3 separate regions of the Homo sapiens genome follow, and all the other regions are linked to region 1. A link is an interaction called in ENCODE POLR2A ChIA-PET data of the cell type or tissue named here. Cell type or tissue: PC-9. All regions are shown on one strand.

Region 1 (8,000 bases):
CTGTATTCTTCAGCTCACGCCTGGTTGGATCAGAGATTATTTGAATTACAGAAGCCAAGTCAAGCATTTTGGCCACTTGTTTTAGTAGCTGATCTCCATTAATGTTTAAGATATGTTTAATGTTCTCTCACTCTAGCTCTTTTGCTTCCTGTTTGAAACACAGCAGTGTACTATGTCCAAAATGCTGTCATATGATATACAATTACTGCTACACGTGTTGTTTATTGAAATTTTAGACATTACAGATTCAGTAGCTTGTTCTAGCTGACGCTGGGTGATTGAAAAGGGAGAAACAGCTAGATATGGTTAAAGGTGAAGTTGTAAGCATTATGAACCTTGGGCAGATCACCACCTCTTCCTGGGCCTCAGTTTCTCTGTAGGATGAGGAAATGGAAGTTTGTAGGCCCTCTGCACAACTGGGGACTTAGGGCCGTTTTCACTTAGGATGGGAACTCTTCTACCGATTGTTGCTTATGTTACTCAGCAACTTGAATTGGAAATTTAAAATCATTTATGTGCTCTGCTGAATATAATGAGCCCATGGATGGCCCAAAGGTTAGAACAACAACAGTGTAGTAGTTAGGCAGCACACAGGAATTACTCTCTGCTCTACAATGCTCTGTAATTTACCAGTGTTGTCTCAACACTTTCAGAAAGGCATAGAATTCTATCTTTAAAAAACATTTTTTTCTAAGAATTTGAAATCATCTTTTGCAGAAATGAATGCATCTTGCCTTTTCGTCAGTGTGAGATACTGGTATTCCCTTTAGAATGGGAATACGTATTCCTATACATATTTAACAGAAGGGTTCAATAAAAATAGGTCATTTGAATATGTCAGCATTTTAATGTGATGAGATCTGGTGTTAGTATGTGTGCAAATTGAATTTATCTTGATGTTTATTCATAGCTTTTCTTTAATGAAGAAATCAGTATTTCATTAGCCTAAGGAAGCCTCACAACAGCCATTTGTGGTGACTTGCCTTGCGATAGGAGATCTAACCTTCCGTGGAGTACAGCATCAGAGAATGAAGAGCTGGTAAAGATGTTGCAGTGTAGCTGTTTTTTAAGTTCATCTTTAAGAAGCTACTCTGAAGGAAGAGAAGTAGATTGTAATAGCTAGCAGTTTCTAAATGACAGGCTGCCTTAGGAAAAAGTGACATGTGAGAACAACAGAAGCTTGTTATTTCAGCAGATGCTTGACTGAGGGTGCTAGGCCAGGGAAGATGCTGCCACAGAATGTCCGCCCTCTGCTTGTTCCTGCTTTCCCCTGGTGGCCACCCTCTCCCCACCCGATGCAGAGCTCCAAAGGAGGGGCTTTTGCTGGCCCCTGGGAGAAGCCATCTGATGAGCAGCAAGCAATTCCAGAGATTGTCACTGTGAAATTTTTACTTAACGCATGTTACGCACTTTGTGACTGTGTGTCTCTTCTCATTTTGGGATGACATGAAGGTGATGTTCCACACGTCTTACATCTTGCTATTTGCTGACGTTTGACTTATTGTCTTGCCTGCCTCCCCTCTGTCTAATTCTCTGTGCCGCCTCTCAAAGCCTTGCTGCGGCTAAACGCAGCCCCTTGAACGTGGTTGGCCGGGGCTCATTCCAGGTCAGAGCCCATCAGAAGCGCGCTAGAGACAATGCACCAACGGTTGGTCTTTAGTGAAGGGGATGGGTTTGGAATGCCAAGCAAGTGTGGGCTGTACTAGTATGTTTGAGAATGAAGGAGGAATGGAAACTAAGAAAGAGAAGCTACTGTTTTGTTTTGGAAGATTATACTGGAAGGAAAACCTGCTGAAAGTGGGCTTCCACTGCTGCTGTCCTTCTGCAGGAAATTTAGGGCAGAAAGAAACATCTCTGTTTTTCCTTATGTCTGTTTCTTTGAAGGTATTAATGAATGATGAGAATTTTCAAAGCCCATATGATAAGTAGCAAGTCCTTATGTATTCAGAAGGAAACTAATGTTTCCCGAGTGCCTTTTAAGTGCCAGGGATTCTGCTGGGACTTATATTATTCCATTTTAATAAAATAATTCTGTGAGGCAAATGATTGAAAAGAAGAGGTAGATCTGGAATCTGGGCCACACTGAGAAAGGCTGGAATATTTGAGTCCCACTTCAAGAAGCCTAGGAACATGGAGTTACATGGTGATAGAATCGTAGAACTAGGTGCCACCTCACATGTCTGTTGCATCACCCCAGCAGTAGACGGCGGTGCAGCAGAAGGCACACGGGCTGGAATTTCGATGGCCAGACTCTACCACTGGGTTCCTCTGGGCGGCTGATTCTATTTTCTTGTTTACAAAATGGGAGTGGCAGTTGTACTTACTGCGCAGGTTTGTAGCGAGGTTTCAAAAAACTGATCCATGGAGGTGCTTTGTAAACTGTAAAGTGATGTACTAATATTTACTGATGGAGACTGTTTGCTTTCATGGATGGACACCCAAGAAGGCATTTATTCTTAGCATTTTGGTCAGCAAAAGAATTATCGAGATTGCGCCACTGCAGTCCAGCTGGGCGACAGAGCGAGACTCCATCTCAAAAAAAAAAAAAAAAGCATTATATATTTGCTTTTATATACATTTGGCTGTAGGTCTCTTGGTTTCTATCACTTCACTGTTCTTTTCCTCCATTTTCAGAATTGTTTCCTTTCTGTGACAGATATTCAGTGATAACCTTCTGTGTGCCAGGCCCTCTATTAGATGTTGGAGACAGGGAGGTAAATAACACAGATAAGTTCTTGTCCTTTTTGAAATGAAACACTGAAACTGTACAATTGATTACTGTTTGTTTTTCCTATGGGCATAAGTGACCCAAGCCTAACTGACTTCTTATGTTTCTGACATACATATATTTTAAACAAGTGTTAGGCTCTTTACATACTGTTAATGCCAACTGTTCAGATACGTTGGCTGTAACTACTGAATTGAAGATACTGTGAGAAACATGGATTGTGTGGGTCTTTCCATAAGGTAAACCTGGTTTTGTGGCCCCTTCAAGGGCAGCGGTGGGACTGTGGAATTGGCATCTGTGTGGTGCTGTGCAGCTGATTGTTACTTGAGCGTTAAACTGTTCGCCTACACATGAAGTGTGGGCAGTTGAAGGTGTTTGAAAATCACTGTGTGGTATTTTTGTCATTAGACCCACCCAGTTATTTCCCATTATGTTGAAGAAAATTTTGGTTACATAGTTGAGCTTTGTTCAAAAGGTGAATATCAGCTCTGATTGGCCAAGGTCTCTTTTCATCTTCAGTGCCTCCCCCCACAACACCCCCCTCCGGTTTCACCAGGGTGACAAGCAGATGTGGTCCAGCCCCAGGCCCTGGACTGTGGACTAATCAATCCCTAACAGGCACTAGCAGCCCCAAGCCTGACTAGGTTAAAAGTTCCACCAAGGGCCGGGCGCAGTGGCTCACATCTGTAATCCCAGCACTTTGGGAGGCCGAGGCAGGCGGATCACGAGGTCAGGAGATGGAGACCACCCTGGCTAACATGGTGAAATCCCGTCTCTATTAAAAATAAAAAAAATTAGCCGGGGTGGTGGGGGGCGCCTGTAGTCCCAGCTACTCGGGAGGCTGAGGCAGGAGAATGGCGTGAACCCAGGAGGTGGATCTTGCAGTGAGCCGAGATCGTGCCACTGCACTCCAGCCTGGGGGACAGAACGAGACTCTGTCTCAGGAAAAAAAAAAAAGTTCCACCAAGAAAACCTGCGGAACAGTCTTTGCAGTGTGGTTTATTTTGGATCTCAGGTTTTAAGATAGGCCCCTAGTCGTTCCACTTCTTTTCTAGTAGGTGATCCTTTGTGGCCCTTGGAAGTAATTTCTTGGCCACTTTTGGTCCCTGTTTTGGTTGTCTGAGATGTGGTCAAGAGGAATGATAATAGCACTACAGTCGTTCTCTTCTGATTTTCAAAATGGCTTATGGCAACCTTTGATGTTACTCAGACTGCTCCAGCTAGTTTTGATTAATTCATTCAGGCTGTCAGTGACTCAGCAGCCTCCTGGCTTCTTTCTTGTTTTTAAAAGGAGCTGGACTTTCACAATATATGGAACATAGTTAACATATTGCAGCTAATAAGTGTGGCACATAATGATAGGCATCGGTGAAGGGGTCTGGAAGAATGTCACACATAGGCTGGGGGGGGGCTCAGGAGGACATGACATCTCTGCTTTTGTGAATATGAGGATAGGGGACTTTTTTTGGGTGAAAGAAGGAATGGCAGGAAAGGCAAGGTGTCAGAAGCACAGGCAGCAGCCAAGGGTCTTTGGGGTAATGTATGTGGAGGGGCGGGGGTGATAAGGCCACATTGGGCAGCCTGTGAGTGCTAAGCTGTAGGCCCTGCAGAGCCGTGGCAGTGGTGGAGTGGGAGAGTGACCTAAGGCTTCCCGAAGATGTGTCTGGCAGAGTGTAGGGCGAATTGCATGTGATTGGAAATGGGTGGAAGGAGACTGGCACAGAGCTAGAGAGGCTGAGCTAAGCTGGGGAAACCCAGGCTGGATGAGGGCCCTGAAGCTGTCCTTTGGGCAGGGGTGCCAGGCAGGGGACCCAACAGAGCGCCAAGTATAAAGCTGGTTGGGGTGGGGCTTAAGGATGGGAGGAGTGGACTTAGGAGGTAGAGAGTGCTTTGGGTGTAGGCCAGGTAAGTTTCTGGTCTGCCTGCATTAGGCACTTGGTAGCTGTTAGCTATGCCAGTAAAAGGATCTTTTACTTTTCTGGCAAGACTCTGCAAGACCGGTTCTCTCTTAGGTGATTCTCAGGTGGGGATGGGGAGGGAAGATGTGAAATTTAGGGAAAATAAAACTACCTTTATTACCTACACTATTTCCACCTGATTCATTTAAAATTATGTCTAAGATTATAATTTGACACACATTTTTCAAAAGAGCTCTGAGATATTTTTCATACCACATCAGATGCTTCTGGGCACTGAGGAGTTTTATCAAGTAAAACTTTACCAGGCCTATGTGATGTGACATGGCTGTTGCCTGTGATGCCACAGGCTTCCCAAAGCCCCCTACTGAGGCCCACTAAGTTGGTGGGAACCAGGCTGCAAGCTTTTTGCCTTTGGTGGAATAGCCCCTCTCGGGTTCAAGTCCTTCCTCCACATTTCTGTCCACTCAGCAGCATTCCTGAGGGAAGAGTGGGCAGGCAGGGCTATGGTGAAGGCATGAACTGGAACTGGAGGGCTTCTTTTGCAGACCCTTTGTGGTACTGGAAAGAAATTCCTCAAGGACCTATAGGCTCATTAGTGCCATGCTAAACTGACCCAGCTGACTCTGAATTTCAGTAGTATTGTTCCAGAAAAAAATTCCAGCCAGGCATGGTGACTTACATCTGTAATCCCAGCACTTTGGGAGGCTGAGATGTGAGGGTTCTTGGAGCCTAGGAGTTTGATACCAGCCTGGGCAACATGGCAAGACACTGTCTCTACAGAAAATTAAAAAAAAAAAATTAGTTGGGCATGGTGGCACGCATCTGTGTCCCAGCTACTTGAGAGGCTGAGGCAGGAGAATCAGTTGAGCCCAGGAAGTTGAGGCTGTAGTGAGCTGTATTTGCATCACTGTACTCCAGTCTGGGCAGCAGAGCGAGACCCTGTTTCAAAAAAAAAAAAAAAAAAAAAAATTCCAGAGATCTTAAGGATGAAAAGTCTAAGGAAGGCCAGGTATGATGGCTCATGCCTGTAATCCCACCACTTTGGGAGGCCAAGGCAGGCAGATCACTTGATGTCAGTTCGAGACCAGCCTGGTCAACATGGTTGAAACCCCGTCTCTACAAAAAATACAAAAATTAGCTGGGCGTGGTGGCACGTACCTGTAATCCCAGCTACTCGGGGGGCTGAGGCAGGAGAATCACTTGAACCCGGGAGGCAGAGGTCGCAGTGAGCCCAGATCGCACCACTGCACTCCAGCCTGGGTAATAGAGCGAGACCCTGTCTCAATAATAATAATAGTAATGAAGAAAAAGAAAAAGTCCAAGGAAAAGAGAAGTATTACATTTAAAAATGTTTACTTACTGATCGAGGCTTTGGTAACTAGTTGTTTCTTTAGTAGGAATTTTAAAACTATCACTTAAAATTTTTCTATTAAGTTGAGAACTTAATAAGTATGATGAGACTGTCAAATTATTTGTAATCAGTAACTCCTTATGCAAACTCATGAGCATAATGATAAAATTTAAACTTTCCATAGAAAAAATTAAGAAACAGTTGTGGTTTAATGTATTCTACAAATACTTAGCCTCTGTGCCAGGCTGGATACCTCTGCTGGGGCTGAAGACCAAATACCCGATTCTTAAAATGGATAAGAATGTTTAATAAATTGGTTCTTCTATAAATTCATGTTTATCTGTCAGAATCTGAGTGGAAAAAAACTTACGGTGAAGAACTTAGGTAATTGATAATAATTGGGATGCAAACCATTTTTTGAAATCTCAGTGTGTAGAATCTATCAGAAAGCTGAAAAAAACTAATTTTGTGGAACTATACAGTGGTAACTGTTTAATAAAGTTCTCCTTAAAAGAGTTTTTATTATAATTTTATTTTAATTGATTATAACAGACATAAAACAATTCTGAAATCATATAAGTGATTAAATATTAAATGTTGTGGAATGAATTAAGTACTTGAGAATTCAGATACAGGAGCAGCACAAAGAATGGTTGGGAAAATCCTTGCTGTGGGCGGTGGGACGTGAACTGACGGGCACGATTCCTGGGGAGGTGGGCAAAGGAGACTGTCCCTACCAAGAGGGTGACGTAAGCCAAGAAAGAGGGGCTGTCTGCTCTGGCCATTGCTTATGAGTTGTGTGGAGGGCCAGTGAAGGGTGGAGAGGCAAGATGGTGTAGAGCTGATAAGAGCACAGCCTCATGACCCTGAACTTCCTTCCAGGTCCCTCATCAATGTAATGTGGATACATTAGTACCAGCTTTGAGGGGTGACTAGGATTGGATTGGATGATGATTGTAAAGTTCCTGGTGCAGGCCTGGCACATAGGAAGTGTTGATTAGGCCAGGCGCAGTGGCTCACGCCTGTAATCCCAGCACTTTGGGAGGCCAAGGCAGGTGGATCACCTGAGGTCAGGAGTTTGAGACCAGCCTGGCCAACATGGTGAAACCCTGTCTCTACTAAAAATACCAAAAACAAACAAACAAACAAAAACAAAAAACAAAAAATTAGCCAGGTGTGGTGGCAGGCGCCTTTAATCCCAGCTACTCAGGAGGCCACGGCAAGAGAAACACTTGAACCCGGGAGGCAGAGGTTACAGTGAGCCAAGATCACACCATTGCACTCCAGCCTGGGCAACAAGAGGGAAATTCTGTCTCAAAAAAAAAAGTGTTGACTAGACAGAAGGTGATATTGCTGTTGGGGAGGATGGGGCTGAACCCTGGAGGGCAGGGGTGCTAGGTACTTTTTCCTACATTGACTTGATAGAAATTAGGAGGCCACAGGCCAGGTGTGGTGGCTCACGCCTGTAATCCCAGCACTTTGGGAGGCTGAGGCGGGCAGATCACTTGAGGTCAGGAGTTCGAGACCAGCATGGCCAACATGGTAAAACCCTGTCTCTACTGAAAATACAAAAATTAGCCGGGCATGTTGGTGCATGCCTGTAATCCCAGCTGCTGAGGAGGCTGAGGCACAAGAATTGCTTGAACCTGGAAAGTGGAGGTTACAGTGAGCTGAAGTCATGCCAGTGCACTGTAGCCTTGGCAACAGAGCGAGACTCTATCTCAAAAAAAAAAAAAAAGAAAAAAATTAGGAGACATTTTGATTAGAGATAAGATGTGGCTGGAATTAATGAATAATGGTAGCTACCCAAATACTTCTGTGTGCTCTGTGCTTTCTGTTATCTGCAGCCTTCACCATTGCCTTGCAGGGGAGGGGTGGGCCTTTGATCTCCTATTAGTGAGAGGAAACTTGCACTTTGCCCAAGGCCACTTGGCTACCAAGAGGGAAGGCAGGATTTGAACTTAGGCTTGCCTGGTCTGGGCTCTTTCTCTCGCTACCAGAC
Region 2 (8,000 bases), 120 kb before region 1:
ACTCCTGACCTCGGGATCTGCCTGCCTCAGCCTCTCAAAGTGCTAGGATTACAGGTGTGAGCCACCAGGCCTGGCCTCACTTTTTTTTTCTTAGTAATGTTTGAAGTCAGGAAGTGTGAGTCTTACTACTTTGTCCTTTTTCAAGATTGGCTTTTCTGGGTTCCTTAACATTTTCTTTTCCTTTTTTTTTTTTTTTTTTGAGACAGAGTTTTACTCTGTCACCCAGGCTAGAGTGCAGTGGTGCGATCTCGGCTCACTGCAACCTGCACCTCCCAGGTTTAAGCAATTCCCCTGCCTCAGCCTCCTGAGTAGCTGGGATTACAGGTGCCCGCCACTGCACCCATCTAATTTTCGTATTTTTTAGTAGAGACAGGGTTTCACCATCTTGGCCAGGCTGGTCTCAAACTCCTGACCTCATGATCCACCTGCCTTGACCTCCCAAAGTGCTGTGATTACAGGCGTGAGCCACCATGCCTGCTTCATTTTCATATAAACTTTATAACCAGCTTGTCAGTTTCTGCACAAAAATGCCAGCTTTTTTTTTTTTTTTTTTTTTTTTTTTTTTTGAGATGGAGTCTTGCTCTGTCACCCAGGCTGGAGTGCAGTGGCGTGATCTCGGCTCACTGCAAGCTCTGCCTCCCGGGTTCACGCCATTCTCCTGCCTCAGCCTCCCGAGTAGCTGGGACTACAGGCGCCCGCCACCACACCCGGCTAATTTTTTGTATTTTTAGTAGAGACGGGGTTTCAGTGTGTTAGCCAGGATGGTCTCAATCTCCTGACCTCGTGATCCGCCCACCTTGGCCTCCCAAAGTGCTGGGAAATTGTTAATAGGGATTGGGTTGCATCTGTGGATCAGTTTGGGTGGTATTGCTTATCTCCACAACATTAAGCCTTCCGATCCATGAACATGGTATGTCTTTCCATTTTAGTTTGTCTTTAATTTCAACAATGTTTTGTAGTTTTCAATACACAGTATAAAAAGTCTTGCATTCCTTTTGTTAATTTTATTTATTTATTATTATTATTATTACTTTTTCTTTGAGACCCACTGTGTCACCCAGGCTGGACAGTGAGTAATCCTAGCTCACTGCAGCCTTGACCTCCTAAGTTCAAGCAATCCTCCCACCTTGGCCTCCCAAAGTGCTGGAATTACAGGCATGAGCAACCAAGCCTGACCTAATTTTATTTTTAAATCTTTTATTCTTTTTGGTGCTATTGCAAATAAAAATGTTTCTTTATTTTCAGATCACTCATTGTTAATGTATAAAAATACAATTGATATTTATATATTAATCTTGTATTTTTTTTTTTTTTTAGTAGAGACAGGGGTCTCACTATGTTACCCAGGTTGCTCTTGAACTCCTAGGCTCAAGTGATCCTCCCACCTTGGCCTCCCAAAGTGCTGGGATTACAGGTATGAGCCATCATGCTCGGCCAATCTTGTATCCTAAAATCTTGCTGAACTCATTAGTTCTATAGATTTGTGTGTTTGTAATCCTTAGGAGTTTTTATATACAAGATCATGTCATTTACAAATGCAGATACTTTTTACATTTTCCTGTCCAATCAGGATATCAGGATGTCTTTTCTTTTTCATGACTAATTGCCCCTGGTTAGAACCTCCAGTACAGTGTTAACTAGAAATGACAAAAATGAACATCTTGACTTGTCCTTGTTCACTCACTTAATCGTACATTTAATTATAGTACCAAGTGCCTTGAATATGTCTGAGTGCAGAGATGTAGTAGGGAAAATACTTATGGGTGAAATGGTACAATGAAATCTCAGAATTGCCTCAGAATGACTTGGAGAAAGAAAGAAGGGTGCATTGAGTGTGGATGGGTGGGAATGGCCATGGCCAGTTGGCTGGTTGTTGGGGATGGTGATGGTCACTAAGGTTTCATACTATTCTGTCTGCTTTTGTGTACTTTTTTTTTTTGAGACAGAGTGTTGCTCTGCTGCCCAGGCTGGAGTGCAGTGGCACGATCTCTGCTCACTGCAACCTCCATCTCCCAGGTTCAAGCGATTTTCCTGCCTCAGCCTCCCAAGTAGCTGGGATTACAGGCACCCGCCACCACACCCAGCTAATTTTGTATTTTTAGTAGAGACAGGGTTTCACCAGGTCGGCCAGGTTGGTCTCGACTCCCAACCTCAAGTGATTCGCCTGCCTTGGCCTCCCAAAATGCTAGGATTACAGGCATGAGCCACCATGCCCGGCAACAAGAGTTGTTTAAATGGCACTTATTTGTGGAAGACACCAAGCCAAATATCCCACACATCTGGATTTGTCCGCCTGCTTCCTCAGAGTGTCATTTAGCACGTCCCTTTATCCCCTTATTTCCTATTAACTCAAATTACCAAGATAGTCTCCTGTTTTGAGACATGTAGATATTTTCAAATTCCCCTGCTACAGGGTTGTGGAGAACATTCTTGTACCTTTCTCCCGGTGCAAGTGGAAAGACTTTCTCTAGCACGTACCAGGAAGTACTCAGGGTGAGTTCTCCCACTCCATCAGATGTGCCAAATTGCCCTCCAGATTAACTGTATTGATCTGTACCCCCATCAGGTCACATGAGAGACCCCATTTTCAGACCATAGCCAACATTTGGTACTGTCCTCCTTTAATTTCTGCCATTCCTGATGGGTGTAAAATGCATCTTCTTACACTCACTTTCCCTTTCATGACTTGCAGTGCGGTTGGGCATCTTCTCTTACGTGTGTTGCCCTTCCAGGCTAAGGAAGGAGACTGAGACAGCAGAAACCACAGGATTCAGGAACTGCTTAGAAATGGTACCAACTGGTTTTATTAAAAGGGAAAGTGTTTGGCCAGGAGCGGTAGCTCACGCCTGTAATCCCAGCACTTTGGGAGGCCAAGGCAGGCGGATCATGAGGTCAAGAGACGGAGACCATCCTGGCCAACATGGTGAAACCTCTAAAACTTCTACTAAAAATACAAAAACTAGCTGGGCGTGGTGGCGCACACCTGTAGTCCCAGCTACTTGGGAGGCTGAGGCAGGAGAATCTCTTGAACTTGGGAGGCGAAGATTGTAGTAAGGTGAGATCACACCACTGCACTCCAGCCTAGTGACAGAGAGACTCCACCTTAAAAAAAAAAAAAAAAAAAGGGAAATTGTTGCCAGCCGTGGTGGTGCGCACCTGGAATGCCAGCTACTCAGGAGACTGAGGCAGGAGGACTGCTTGAGCCCCAGAGTTTGAGTCCAGCCTGGGCAACATAATGAGGCCCTGTCTCAAAAAAAACCGCACAAAATAAGCAGGGGGTGGAGGGCAAAATAGCATACTTTTCTATATCCACCACAAATGCATTCAGATGTTAAATGTTTTATTGATTTTCATTCTAATGTGTTTTCTGTTATTTTTATTTTTTAGTAGAGATGGGGTTTTACCACATTGCTCGGGGCTGGTCTTAAACTCCTAACCTCAAATGATCCACCCACCTCAGCCTCCCAAAATGCTGAGATTACAGGTGTGAACCACTGCGCGCGGCCTGTTTCTTGTTTTTTGAATTTTTTTTTTTTTTGAGATAGAGTCTCACTCTGTCACCCAGGCTGGAGTGCAGTGGTGCGATCTTGGATCACTGCAACCTCCACCTCCCGGGTTCACACCATTCTCCTGCCTCAGCCTCCCAAGTAGCTGGAACTACAGGCGCCCACCACCATGCCTGGCCAATTTTTTGTATTTTTAGTAGAGATGGGGTTTCACCGTGTTAGCCAGGATGGTCTCGATCTCCTGACCTTGTGATCCACCCGCCTTGGTCTCCCAGAGTGCTGGGATTACAGGCGTGAGCCACCGCGCCCAGCCTGTTTTTTGAATTTTAACCTGGCATTAAAAAAACAAGAGTGCTTCTTTTTGGACTGCATTTCGAGTTCTGGAACTTTCATTGATCAAGTGTTGAGGCCTAAAACGCTTTCATAAGAAGATGATTGATGTTCCAAGCAAAAACGTACACTTGGCAGATAGCGTGTTCAGCTCACTTGCTCTGCACTAACATAATGGCATCTTTGTTCAGATTTTGGTGGTGCTATTAATACACCGTGACTCATTAAAAGCCCCACTTCCTGGAATGTTCTTCTCAGGGAGGTGATGTGACATTCCCTCCTATGGAGGAAGAATCTATAATCACACTTTCAAAGTCTTGAGCAGATCTTGAAGGCTTAGCAAAGGGAACAAAAGCTTCCTAAATTATACAGAATTATTTAAACAAATTGTCATCCCCACAGGAAGGGGGAAAACATCATTTGTACATACCACTTCTTCACTCAGGCCACAAATACGTATCAGGTGTTTGCCACATGCACCAATTTAGCAGTGAACACTCACGCCTTCCCTCCTGGGCTGACAGGCAGCAGAGAGACAGGAAGACTGACCTGAAACGAATGGTCATTTCCTTATAGTTGCATAATGCTACAAAGAAAGGTAGAAGACGCAAGGAGAGTGTATGCGGGGCTTATGTTATGTCAGGAAAATATTTTCTGAGACCAGATAATGGAAGGATTATCTGGGGCCAGATAGTGGAAGAGTGGAAGGATTTAGCCTGGTGTGGGGGGACATGGAGACCATCTCAGGCAATTGGTGGCTTACCGGGTACAGAGTTGTTGTTGGGGGAATGAAAAAGTTTTGGAAATAGTAATGATAGTTGCATAATGTTGTGAAGGTAGTTAATGCACTGGACTGTACACTTAAAAATGGTTTACAATGGTCAGTTTTATGTTACAGGCCGGGTGTGGTGGCTCACGCCCATAACCCCAGCACTTTGGGAGGCCAAGGTGGGCAGGACACGAGGTCAGAAGTTCGAGACCAGCCTGGCCAATATAGCAAAACCCTGTCTCCACTAAAAGTACAAAAATTAGCCGGGCGTGGTGGCAGGTGCCCATAATCCCAGCTACTTGGGAGGCTGAAGAAGGAGAATCACTTGAACCTGGGAGGCGGAGGTTACAGTGAGCCGAGGATCGCACCACTGCACTCCAGCCTGGGCGACAAAGCAAGACTCTGTATCAAAAAAAAAAAAAGTTACATATATTTTACCACAATAAAAAAAATACAAAAAAGCTGGGCGCGGTGGCTCACACCTGTAATCCCAGCACTTTAGGAGGCTGAAGTGGGTGGATCACGAGGTCAGGAGTTTGAGACCACCCTGGCCAACATGGTGAAACCCTGTCTACTAAAAATACAAAAATTAGCCGAGCAGGGTGGCTGGCGCCTGTAATCCCAGCTACTTGGGAGGCTGAGCCAGGAGAATCACTTGAACCTGGGAGGCAGAGGTTGCAGTGAGCTGAGATCACGCCATTGCACTCCAGCCTACGCAACAAGAGCAAAACTCTGTCTCAAAAAAAAAAAAAAAAAAAAAAAAAGAGAAAGAGAAATCATTCCAGGCAGAGGAGCTCTGTTGTCTGGTGTGTGAGGTCTTAGAAAGAGACGTCAGTTTTTTTTTTCTTTTTCTTTTTTCTTTTTTTTGAGACAGAGTCTTGCTCTATGCCCAGGCTGGAGTGCAGTGGTGTGATCTCGGCTCACTGCAACCTCCACCTCCCAGGTTCAAGTGATGCTCCTGCCTCAGCCTCCTGAGTAGCTGGGATTACAGGCACCTGCCACCATGCCCAGCTAACTTTTGTATTTTAGTAGAGATGGGGTTTCACCATGTTGGTCAGGCTGGTCTTGAACTCCTGACCTCAGGTGATCCACCCACCTCGGCCTCCCAAAGTGCTGGGATTACAGGCATGAGCCACTGCAGCGGTCTGTCAGTTTTGAGTTGCCCAGCGCTGAATCCCCCTCCTACATTCTGGGGACTCCCCAACCTCACGAGGCCAGATGGGAGGAAAAGGCCATGAAAAGACCAGACACCGGTTTTCCCAGCCTCTCTTGCAGCTAGGACACAGGCTAGGCTCAGCCAATCACATTTTGAATGGGGTGTTTAAATGGGGCAGCTGGTGTGGGGAAAAGCCAGGGTCCAGGGACAATCTATTTTGGAAGCGGGTAGGGGAAGATATAGTCTGTCTACCTCTTACTTGCTGTGTGACCACTCTGATCTTCAGTTTCCTCATCTATCAAAAGGAATTGATAAACGATACCTTCTTCGTAAGATTCTAGACTCAAATGAGACCTCATTAATGTAATTGTTGCAGCTGACTGGTGGGCACCTGTCGGTTCATAAAACAATTCCTGACCAGGTGCAGTGGCTCATGCCTGTAATCCCAGCACTTTGGGAGGCCGAGGTGGGTGGATCACCTGCCATGCTGGTCAGGAGTTCAAGACCAGCCTGGGCAACATGGAAAAACCCCATCTCTACTAAAAACACAAAAAATTAGCCAGGTGTGGTGGCAGTGCTTGTAATCCCAGCTACTTGGGAGTTTGAGGCAGGAGAATAACTTGAATCCCAGAGGCAGAGGTTGTAGTGAGCCAAGGTCACGCCACTGCACTCTAGCCAGGGCGACAGAGTGAGACTCTGTCTCCAAAAATAAATAAATAAATAAATAAACAAAACAAAATATACATAACATGAAGTTTACCATTTTAACCTTTTTTTTTTTTTGAGACAGTGTCTGGCTCTGTTGCCCAGGCTGGAGTGCAGTGGCGTGATCTCAGCTCATTGCAAGCTCCGCCTCCCAGGTTCACACCACTCTCCTGCCTCAGCCTCCTGCGTAGCTGGGACTACAGGCGCCTGCCACCACACTCAGCTAATTTTTTTGTACTTTTAGTAGAGACGGGGTTTCACCTTGTTAGCCAGGATGGTCTCGATCTCCTGACCTCGTGATCCGCCCGCCTCGGCCTCCCAAAGTGCTGGGATTACAGGTGTGAGCCACCGCACCCTGCCCATTTTAACCATTTTTAAGTCTGCAGTTCAGTGGTGGAGATATCCACATTATTGTACAAACATCATCACCATCCATCTTCAGAACTTTTTCATCTTCCCAAATGAAAACTGTTCCCATTAAATGCTAACTCTCCCTTCCCTCCTCCCCAAGCTTGGGCAACCAGCATTCTACTTCCTGTCTCTCTGAATTTGCCTACTCTAGGTACCTGAGGTAAGTGGAATCATACAGTGTGTGTCCTTCTGTGACTGGCTTATTTCACTTAGTACAATGTCTTTAAGGTTCATCCATGTCGTAGCATGTGTCAGAATTTTCTTCCTTTTTAAGCCTGAATAATATTCCATTGTATGCATAGACCACATTTTGTTTATCCGTTCATCTTGAGTAAATCCCAAGGAGTGGAATCCCTGGATCATGTGGCAATGCTATGTTTAACATTTTGAGGAACAGCCAGACTGTTTTCCAAAACAGTATCATTTTACATTCCTACCAGCAGTGTACCTATGAGGGTTCCAATTTTCCACATCCTTGCCAACATTTGTTATTATCTATCTGCTTCTATTTTGTATGTTTTGGAAATCTCCCAAATAAATAGTTTATAAAAAAGAGAAAATTAGCCAGGCGTGGTGAAGTACGCCTGTGGTCCTAGCTACTCAGGAGGCTGAGGCACAAGAGTTGCTTGAACCTGGAAGGTGGAGGTTGTGGTGAGCCAAGATGGTGCCACTGCACTCCAGCCTGGGTGACAGAACGAGACTCAGTCTCAAAAAAAAAAAAAAAAAAAAAAAAAAAAAAAAATTAGAAACTGTAAGTGAAAGTGTAAACTATGAAGTGCTTAGGTTAATTTGTTATTTGTTAGCATAGATTTGTGTGCCTGTCATGTGCCAGACACTGTTATGAGTATTTGGGATACAAACATAAGCAAAACACACACACATCTGTAGTCTTAAACTCAAGACTGGGCCTATCTGCTCCTCCAGAACCCCTTCCCTGGAAGCAGAGCTGAGCCTAGGACATCCATCCCACTCCCCAGGCCCTGCCCAGCTCTTGGGCATTTGGGAGGTGTCGGGGTGCAGGAGTAGAAGTCTGATGCCTGCACCGCAGCCCTGGCCTCCCTTAGCCCAGAGAGCCCTGCGTGTTCTCCACTTCCAGAGCTTGTTTTTCTTATCTATAAAATAA
Region 3 (8,000 bases), 370 kb after region 1:
GGAGGCTGCATTGAGTGCAGTCAGGACCTGGGCTGTAGGGCTCAGCCTCTAGACAGCAGGAGCACAGAAGGGCGTGGCGGGGTCTCCTGCCCGGCCATAATAAACAGGCCCAAGACTTGTTCACACAGGTCCCAGGAATATGCTGGGTTTGCCTTACGTATAATTTGTGATTCATACCTCTCAGTCTTCCAGAAAGATGCAGTCTACAGAAATTCAGAAACAATCAATTTGTAAGAATAGACATAGATAATTTTGAACAACCAAGATTAGTGGGAGATAGGCATTTACCCAATTCTAGGACATTAATGATTAGTAATCAGGCATCAGACATAGCTGTGGTCAGCCATGGTGGCTCACACCTGAAATACCAGCACTTTGGGAGGCCAAGACAGAAGGCTCCCTTGAGTTCAGGAGTTCTAGACCAGCCTGGGCAACAGAGTGAAACCCTGTGTCTACAAAAAATAAAAATAAAATAAAATAAACAAATTAGCCTGTGGTCCCAGCTACCTACCAGGGAGCCTGAGGTGGAAGGATCGCTTACGCCCGAGGTCGAGGCTGCAGTGAGCAGTGATTGCACCACTGCACTCCAGCCTGAGTGACAGAGTGAGGCCCCGTATTAAAAAAAAACCCCAAAAACTTAGCTATGAGTTTCCTGGCAGTCGAGGCATGAAGGGAATGAGAATGGACTATGGAACTTCACTGTGTGATCACAGCGGAGTATATCAGGCAGCCAGGAGGCCCTCACTTATATACCCAAGCCTCAGGCAGCAGGCATGTTCTGTGGCGGCCTCTGGAAACAGGCCATCAGGGCCGGGAGGACAGAGATGGCTGTGAGCTGGGCCTGCACCCTCAGGGCCCTGCCTGTTGAGTGGCTCCAGGGTGTCTTGCCCTCTCTGGGCCTCTGGGCCAAGGCTAACCCAACTCTCTGGGTCACAGGGGCTCAAGACCTCAGTGGCAGGTCATGAGGAAGGCTGCCCTGCCAGCCTCACCCTGGCTCCCCACCCACTGCCTGCTTCTTTTTTTTTTTTTTTTTTTTTGAGATGGAGTCTCGCTCTGTCACCCAGTCTGGAGTGCAGTGGCGCGATCTCGGCTCACTGCAAGCTCCGCCTCCTGGGTTCACGCCATTCTCCTGCCTCAGCCTCCTGAGTAGCTGGGACTACAGGCGCCCGCCACCACGCTGGGCTAGTTTTTTTTTTTTTGTATTTTTAGTAGAGACGGGGTTTCAGCATGTTAGCCAGGATAGTCTCGATCTCCTGACCTCGTGATCCGCCCGCCTCGGCCTCCCAAAGTGCTGGGATTACAGGCGTGAGCCACCGTACCCAGCCCTGCCTGCTTCTTAAGTGGCCCAGGAGGACAGGGAGTGAGCTTGTCTCTCCCCACTGCAGGGTCCTGAGGGCTGGGGACTGTGCTGACACTGGTCTCTCCCCTGCCTAGGCATATCCTGTTCCTAGTGCTTGGAACACCCTTCCCACCCTCACATGCCTGGCAAATTGTTCTTCACCTCTAGGTTCACATGTCGCCTCCTTCAGCTTTAAATTCCTACACGAGGCCAGGCGCAGTGGCTCACGCCTGTAATCCCAGCACTTTGGGAGGCTGAGACGAGCAGATCACGAGGTCAAGAGATCGAGACCATCCTGGCCAACATGGTGAAACCCCCTCTCTACTAAAAACACAAAAAGTTAGCTGAGCATGGTGTCATGTGCCTGTAATCCAGCTACTCAGGAGGCTGAGGCAGGAGAATCGCTTGAACCCGGGAGGTGGAGGTTGCAGTGAGCCAAGATTGAGCCACTGCACTTCAGCCTGAGAGACAGAGTGAGACTCCGTCTCAAAAATAAAATAAAATAAATTCCTACACGAAGGCTGGGGCTGGCTCCGAGTGAGCGGGCCTGGGGTATTTGTGGGATAATGTAACTTGGGAGTGTCTAAGTAGGAAAAAACTTTAGGTTCTTCAGTCCCATTGTGCATGGGGAAACAGAGGCCCTGTGCTGGTAAGTAATGGGGCAGAAGCCAGGGTGGCTGCCTCAGTTGGAGGGAAAGCGGCACCAAGATTCACAGGACAGCTCTGGGGTCCTGGTCGCAGTCCCTGCCGTGCCGCCTTCTCACTCAGTGACCCTGAGCAAGCTGCTTGCCACGAGATGTCGGCTCCGTGGCAGTGGATAGCTTCAGCCGTGGGAAGTCCTTGGCAATCCCCTGGCTCGCGGCTGGTGCTCAGCTGGGTTCGCTCTGACTAGCACTGCACCTTGGTCACCACCTCGACTGCCACACACCCTCCCCCAGTGGAGACAGAGCCAGGGGTCTCTCAGCTTCCCCAACCCTGGCTCCCCATTGTCCAGCCTCAGGGATTTGGAGACTGGGACAAACTAGCCATGCGGGGGAAAGGTGTTCCAGAGGAGGGAACACAGTGAGCCAACAAGAGGATGGGATGGGGCAGGGCCTGTTCCAGGAACAGGCTGGGGTCACTCTCCCTTCTCCAGAGTCCAAGGCACATGGGTGGTGGGAGAAGAGATAGGAGAGGCTGGCGAAAACCAGCCCGCAAGGCCCTAAATGCCTGACTAAGAAGCTTCAGTCTTTCACTGAAGTTTTGGAGCTAGGTTGGGTGCAGTCAGATAGCTTGGGGGCTGGGCCGGAGCATCTGGTGGAGAGTGAGACACCGGTGTGAGCTGCAGCCCTCGCTGTGGGTCCCAGCACCCAGGACTGCACCCAGCCCAGGACTGCAGCAAGCAGGCACAGGATGCGTGGCTGACTGAGGCCTGTACTCCGACTGGAGTCACCTAGGAGATTGGCTGAGATGACCTCCAGAAGGGCCTTGCCCCAGGCCGGACCCCAAGGGGAAGCTGGCTCTATGTCTTTGGACGAGTTAGGAACTCATTGGGGGTGGCTGCGGTTTTATTTGGGGATTCAGCTGTGCCCTGCACACCAGCTGCTGAGCAATGTCTCCAGGAAGCCACAGCTGCCCTCTGGGAGGCAGGGGGCCAGGTGCAGTAGAGGAGATGCCCCAGCGGCTCATGCAGGAGCTCACTCAGACGCCAGAACCCCAGCCAAGGAGGCACCCCAGACCCAGGCCCACCAGGGCCAGTGTCCCCACTCCACGACAGGGGCACTGCAGCCGGGGTGGACACCCAGCCTTGCTGCTCACTAGTCACGTGGTCTGGGCAAGTCTCTTCCTCTTCCCTGAGTGAGGTGAGGCAGGATGGGCTAGGATATGTGGTGGTAACAAACAACTCCAGTCTCTTTTTTTATAATTTCCTACAGACTTTTTTTTGTTCTTGTTGAGGCAGAGTATCGCTCAATTGCTAAGGCTGGAGCACAGTGGTGCTATCTCAGCTCACTGCAACCCCCACTCCCCAGGTTCAAGTTATTCTCTTGCCTCAGCCTCCCAAGTAGCTGGGATTACAGGCGTGCACCACCAAACCTGGCTAATTTTTGTACTTTTAGTAGAGATGGGGTTTCATCATATTGGCCAGGCTGGTCTCGAACTCCTGACCTCAAGTGATCCACCCGCCTCGGCCTCCCAAAGTGTTGGGATTACAGGCATGAGCCACCGCACCCGGCCAACCTGTAGATTTTTTGAGATAAAACAGCTTTATTGAGATCTAATTCACATATCACACAATTCATTTTAAAGCGTGCAGCTCTCTGTGGTGGATGGTATATTCGCAGAGTTGTGCAACCATCACCACAATCAATTTTAGAACATTTTCGAGGCCGGGCGCGGTGGCTCACGCCTGTAATCCTAGCACTTTGGGAGGCCAAGGCGGGCAGATCACCTGAAGTCAGGAGTTTGAGACCAGCCTGGGCAACATGGTGAAACCCCCCTCTACTAAAAATACAAAAATTAGCTGGGCATGGTGGAGGGCGCCTGTAATCCCAGCTACTCTGGAGGCTGAGGCAGGAGAATCGCTTGAACCCAGGAGGCAGAGGTTGCAGTGAGCCGAGATTGCACCACGGCACTCCAGCCTGGGCGACAGAGTGAGACTCTGTCTCAGAAAAAAAAAAAAAAAAAAAAGAACATTTTAATCACCCTCCAAACACACCATGTACCCATTAGTAACCACTCTCCATTTACCTGCTCTGCCCAGCCCCTGGCAACCACTCACACACTTTCCATCTCTATGGGTTTGCGTGTTCTGGACATTTCATATAAATGAAACCATATGACGTCGCCTTTTGTGACTGACTTCTTTCACTTAGCAAAACTTTTTAAAAATAGCTTTTATTGGCTGGGTGCAGTTGTTTGTGCCTGTAATCCCAGCACTTTGGGAGGCCGAGGCGGGCCGATCACGAGGTCAGGAGATCCAGAACATCCTGGCCAACATGATGAAACCCCGTCTCTACTAAAAGTACAAAAATTATCCGGGCGTGGTGGTGCATGCCTGTAATCCCAGCTACTCAGGAGGCTGAGGAAGGAGAATTGCTTGAACCAGGGAGTTGGAGGTTGCAGTGAGCCAAGAGCCCACCACTGCACTCCAGCCTAGAGACAGAGCGAGACTCCGTCTCAAAGAAAAAGAAAGCTGGCTGGGCGCGGTGGTTCACGCCTGTAATCCCAGCACTTTGGTAGGCCGAGGCGGGTGGATCACAAGGTCAGGAGATCAAGACCATCCTGGCTAACATGGTGAAACCCCGTCTCTACCAAAATACAAAAAATTATCCAGGCGTGGTGGCGGGTGCCTGTAGTCCCAGCTATTTGGGAGGCTGAGGCGGGAGAATAGTGTGAACCCGGGAGGCGGAGTTTGTAGTGAGCCCAGATTGCACCAGCCTGGGGACAGAGTGAGACTCCGTCTCAAAAAAAAAAGAAAGCTTTTTTTTTCAGAGCTGCCTGAGGTTCACGGCCAAATTAAGCAGAAGGTACAGAGAGTTCCCATGTACCTCTGCCCCCACACATGCACAGCCTCCCTCACAATCAACATCCCCCGCTGGAGCCGCACATTTGTTACAACTGAGGAACCTACAGGGCCACATCATCACCGGAAGTCCAGGGTTTCCATGAGGGTTCCCTCTTCCTGCCGGATGCTTCACGCGTTCGGGCGAATGTATAATGACTTGTCTCCACCATTAGGGTTTTATGCAGAATAGTTTTTGTTTTGTTTTGTTTTGTTTTTGAGACGGAGTCTCGCTCTGTCGCCCAGGCTGGAGTGCAGTGGCACAATCATGGCTCACTGCAACCTCCGCCTCCTGGGTTCAAGCGATCCTCCTGCCTCAGCCTCCTGAGTAGCTGGGACTACAGGGGTGCGCCCCCACATCTGGCTAATTTTTGTATTTTTAGCAGAGATGGGGTTTCGCCATGTTGGCCAGGCTGGTCTCAAACTCCTGAGCTCAAGTGATCCACCCGCCTCGGCCTCCCAAAGTGCTGGGATTACAGGCATAAGCCACCGCACCTGGCCTAGAGTTATTTCTCTATTTGACTACTAAAGGACATCTTGGTTGCTTCCAGGTTTTGGCAGTTATGAATAGACGTGCTTTGGTTGTGTGAACATAAATATTTCACTCCTTTGGGTGAATACCAAGGAGCACCGTTGCTAGACTACATGGTAAGAGTATGTTTAGTTTTTTGTTTGTTTGTTTGTTTGTTTATTTTGAGACGGAGTCTTGCTCTGTCACCCTGGCTGGAGGGCGGTGGTGTGATCTTGGCTCCCTGCAACCTCCGCCTCCCAGGTTCAAGCAATTCTCCTGCCTCAGCCTCATGAGTAGCTGGGATTACAGGTGCCGGCCACTAGACCTGGCTAATTTTTGTATTTTTAGTAGAGACACGGTTTCACCATGTTGGTCAGGCTGGTCTCAAACTCCTGAGCTCGTGATCTGCCTGCCTTGGCCTCCCAAAGTGCTGGGATTACAGGCGTGAGCCACCGTGCCCAGTGAGAGTATGTTTAGTTCTGTAAGAAACTGCCAAACTGTCTTCAAGAGTGGCTGGACCATTTTGCATTCCCACCAGCAGGGAATGAGAGTTCCTGTTGCTCCACTTCCTTGTCAGCATTTGGTGTTGTCAATGTTCTGAATTTTGGCCACTCTAATAGGTGTGTGGTGTTACAGTTGTTTTAATTTGCATTTCCCTGATGACATATAATGTGGAACGTCTTTTTGTTTGCTTGTATGCCCACCTGTGTATCTTTTCTTGAGAAATCTGTTAAGGTTTTTGGTCCATTTCTCAATCAAGTTATTTGTTTTCTTTTTTTCTTTTTTCAAGATGGAGTCTCACTTTATCTCACCCAGGCTGGAGTGCACTGGTATCATCTTGGCTCACTGCAGCCTCTGCCTCCCAGGTTCAAGCGATTTTCCTCTCAGCCTCCCAAATAGCTGAGACTACAGGCATGTGCTACCACGCACAGCTAATTTTGTATTTTTAGTAGAGAGAGTTTCACCATGTTGACCAGGATGGTCTGGATCTCCTGACCTTGTAATCCGCTTGCCTTGGCCTCCCAAAGTGCTGGGATTACACACATGAGCCACCGCACCCCGCCTATGTTGTTGTTTATTATTTTACTTTATTTCTTATAGAGATAGGGTCTTGCCTCATTGCCCAGGCCAGTCTCAAACTCCTGGCCTCAAGTGATCCTCCCCTCTCAGCCTCCCAAAGTGTTGAGATTACAGGCATGAGCCACCATGTCTGGGTGTGTTTTTATTTTCATTTGTCTCTAAACATTTTCTAATGTCCCTTGTTATTTCTTCTTTGATGTATGTTGTTTAATTTCCAGAGTTTTGTAAGTTTTCCAGTTTTCCTTCTGATAATGATTTCCTTCCTTCCTTCCTTCCTTCCATCCTTTTTTTAACAGTCTTGCTCTTTCGCCCAGGCTGGAATGCAGTGGTGTGATCTCAGCTCACTGCAACTTCTGCCTCCCAGGCTCAAGCAATTCTCCTGCTTCAGCCTCCCAAGTAGCTGGGACCACAGGTGCGTGCCACCATGCCTGGCTAATTTTTTTTTTTTTTTTTGAGATGGAGTCTCGCTCTGTTGCCCAGGCTGGAGTGGAGTGGCACAATCTCAGCTCACTGCAACTTCTGCCTCCCGGGTTCAAGTGATTCTCCTGCCTCAGACTCCCAAGTAGCTGGGATTACAGGTGCCCACCACCACACCCAGCTAATGTTTTGTGCTTTTAGTAGAGATGGGGTTTTACCATGTTGGCCAGGCTCGTCTCCAACTCCTGACCTCGTGATCTGCCCACCTCGGCCTCCCAAAGGGCTGGGATTACAGGCGTGAGCCTAATTTTTGTATTTTTATTAGAGATGGGGTTTGCCATGTTGGCCGGGCTCAAACTCCTAGCCCCAGATGATTGGGCACAGTGGCTCACACCTGTAATCCCAGCACTTTGGGAGGCCGAGGTGGGTGGATCTCCTGAGGTCAGGAGTTTGAGATCAGTCTAGCCAACATGGCAAAACCCCATCTCTACTAAAAATAGGAAAGTTAGCCAAGCTTGGTGGTGGGTGCCTGTAATCCCAGCTACTTGGTAGGCTGAGGCAGGAGAATAGCTTGAACACGGGGGAGGGCGGAGGTTGCAGTGAGCCGAGATTGCACCACTTCACTCCAGCCTGGGCAAAAGAGCAAGCCTCCGTCTCAAAAAAAAAAAAAAAGATAGTGAGTGAGTTCTAATGAGAGGTGACGGTTTCACAAGGGGCTCTTCCCCCTTTGCTCCTCACTCCTCTCTCTCTTGCCGCCATGTGAGAAGGTCCAAGCTTCCTTCCCCTTTGCCTTCCACTATGACTGTAAGTTTCCTGTGGCTTCCCAGCCAGGCGGAACTGTGAATCAATTACACTTCTTTCCTTTATAAATTACCCAGTCTCAGGTATTTCTTTATAGCAGTGAGAATGGACTAATACACCCGTCATCCATCTCTGGTCCCATCTGGCCTTCAGACAATTGGATGGTGCCCTCTCCCGACCCTGTATCGAAGGTAGATAGATCTTCCCCACTCAGTCCACTGACTCACTACCAACCTCCTCTAGTTTCTGGGGAAATACTATCACAGACAGACCCAGAAATGATACTTTATCAGCTATTTAGAAATCCCTTA

The links. Peaks named below come from ENCODE experiments on the same cell type or tissue, not always from the same donor. Only the 100,000 strongest peaks of a DNase experiment are listed, where the experiment ranks them.
Region 2: POLR2A ChIA-PET joins it to region 1 with 15 read pairs; 7 of 35 experiments call an interaction of 5 or more read pairs at or near these places.
Region 3: POLR2A ChIA-PET joins it to region 1 with 19 read pairs; 3 of 35 experiments call an interaction of 5 or more read pairs at or near these places.

The regions. Positions count from the first base shown.
Region 1 is chr14:102,183,280-102,191,279 of GRCh38, forward strand. All of the region lies in intron 1 of WDR20 (WD repeat domain 20), which reads left to right. Among named protein-coding and RNA genes, the nearest start is that of WDR20, 47 kb to the left of the region's middle. RefSeq lists enhancers at 1,063-1,564, 1,565-2,064. In PC-9, a CTCF peak has its summit at 3,398; DNase peaks (open chromatin) are centred at 2,332, 3,972 and 4,672; H3K4me3 peaks cover 1,799 bases; H3K27ac peaks cover 5,258 bases.
Region 2 is chr14:102,067,456-102,075,455 of GRCh38, forward strand. No RefSeq gene overlaps it. Among named protein-coding and RNA genes, the nearest start is that of HSP90AA1, 16 kb to the right of the region's middle. In PC-9, no CTCF peak of the experiment used is centred here; DNase peaks (open chromatin) are centred at 4,046 and 4,356; H3K4me3 peaks cover 858 bases; H3K27ac peaks cover 4,799 bases.
Region 3 is chr14:102,557,919-102,565,918 of GRCh38, forward strand. No RefSeq gene overlaps it. Among named protein-coding and RNA genes, the nearest start is that of LINC02323, 17 kb to the left of the region's middle. RefSeq lists a silencer at 1-181 and an enhancer at 2,650-2,919. In PC-9, no CTCF peak of the experiment used is centred here; no DNase peak of the experiment used is centred here.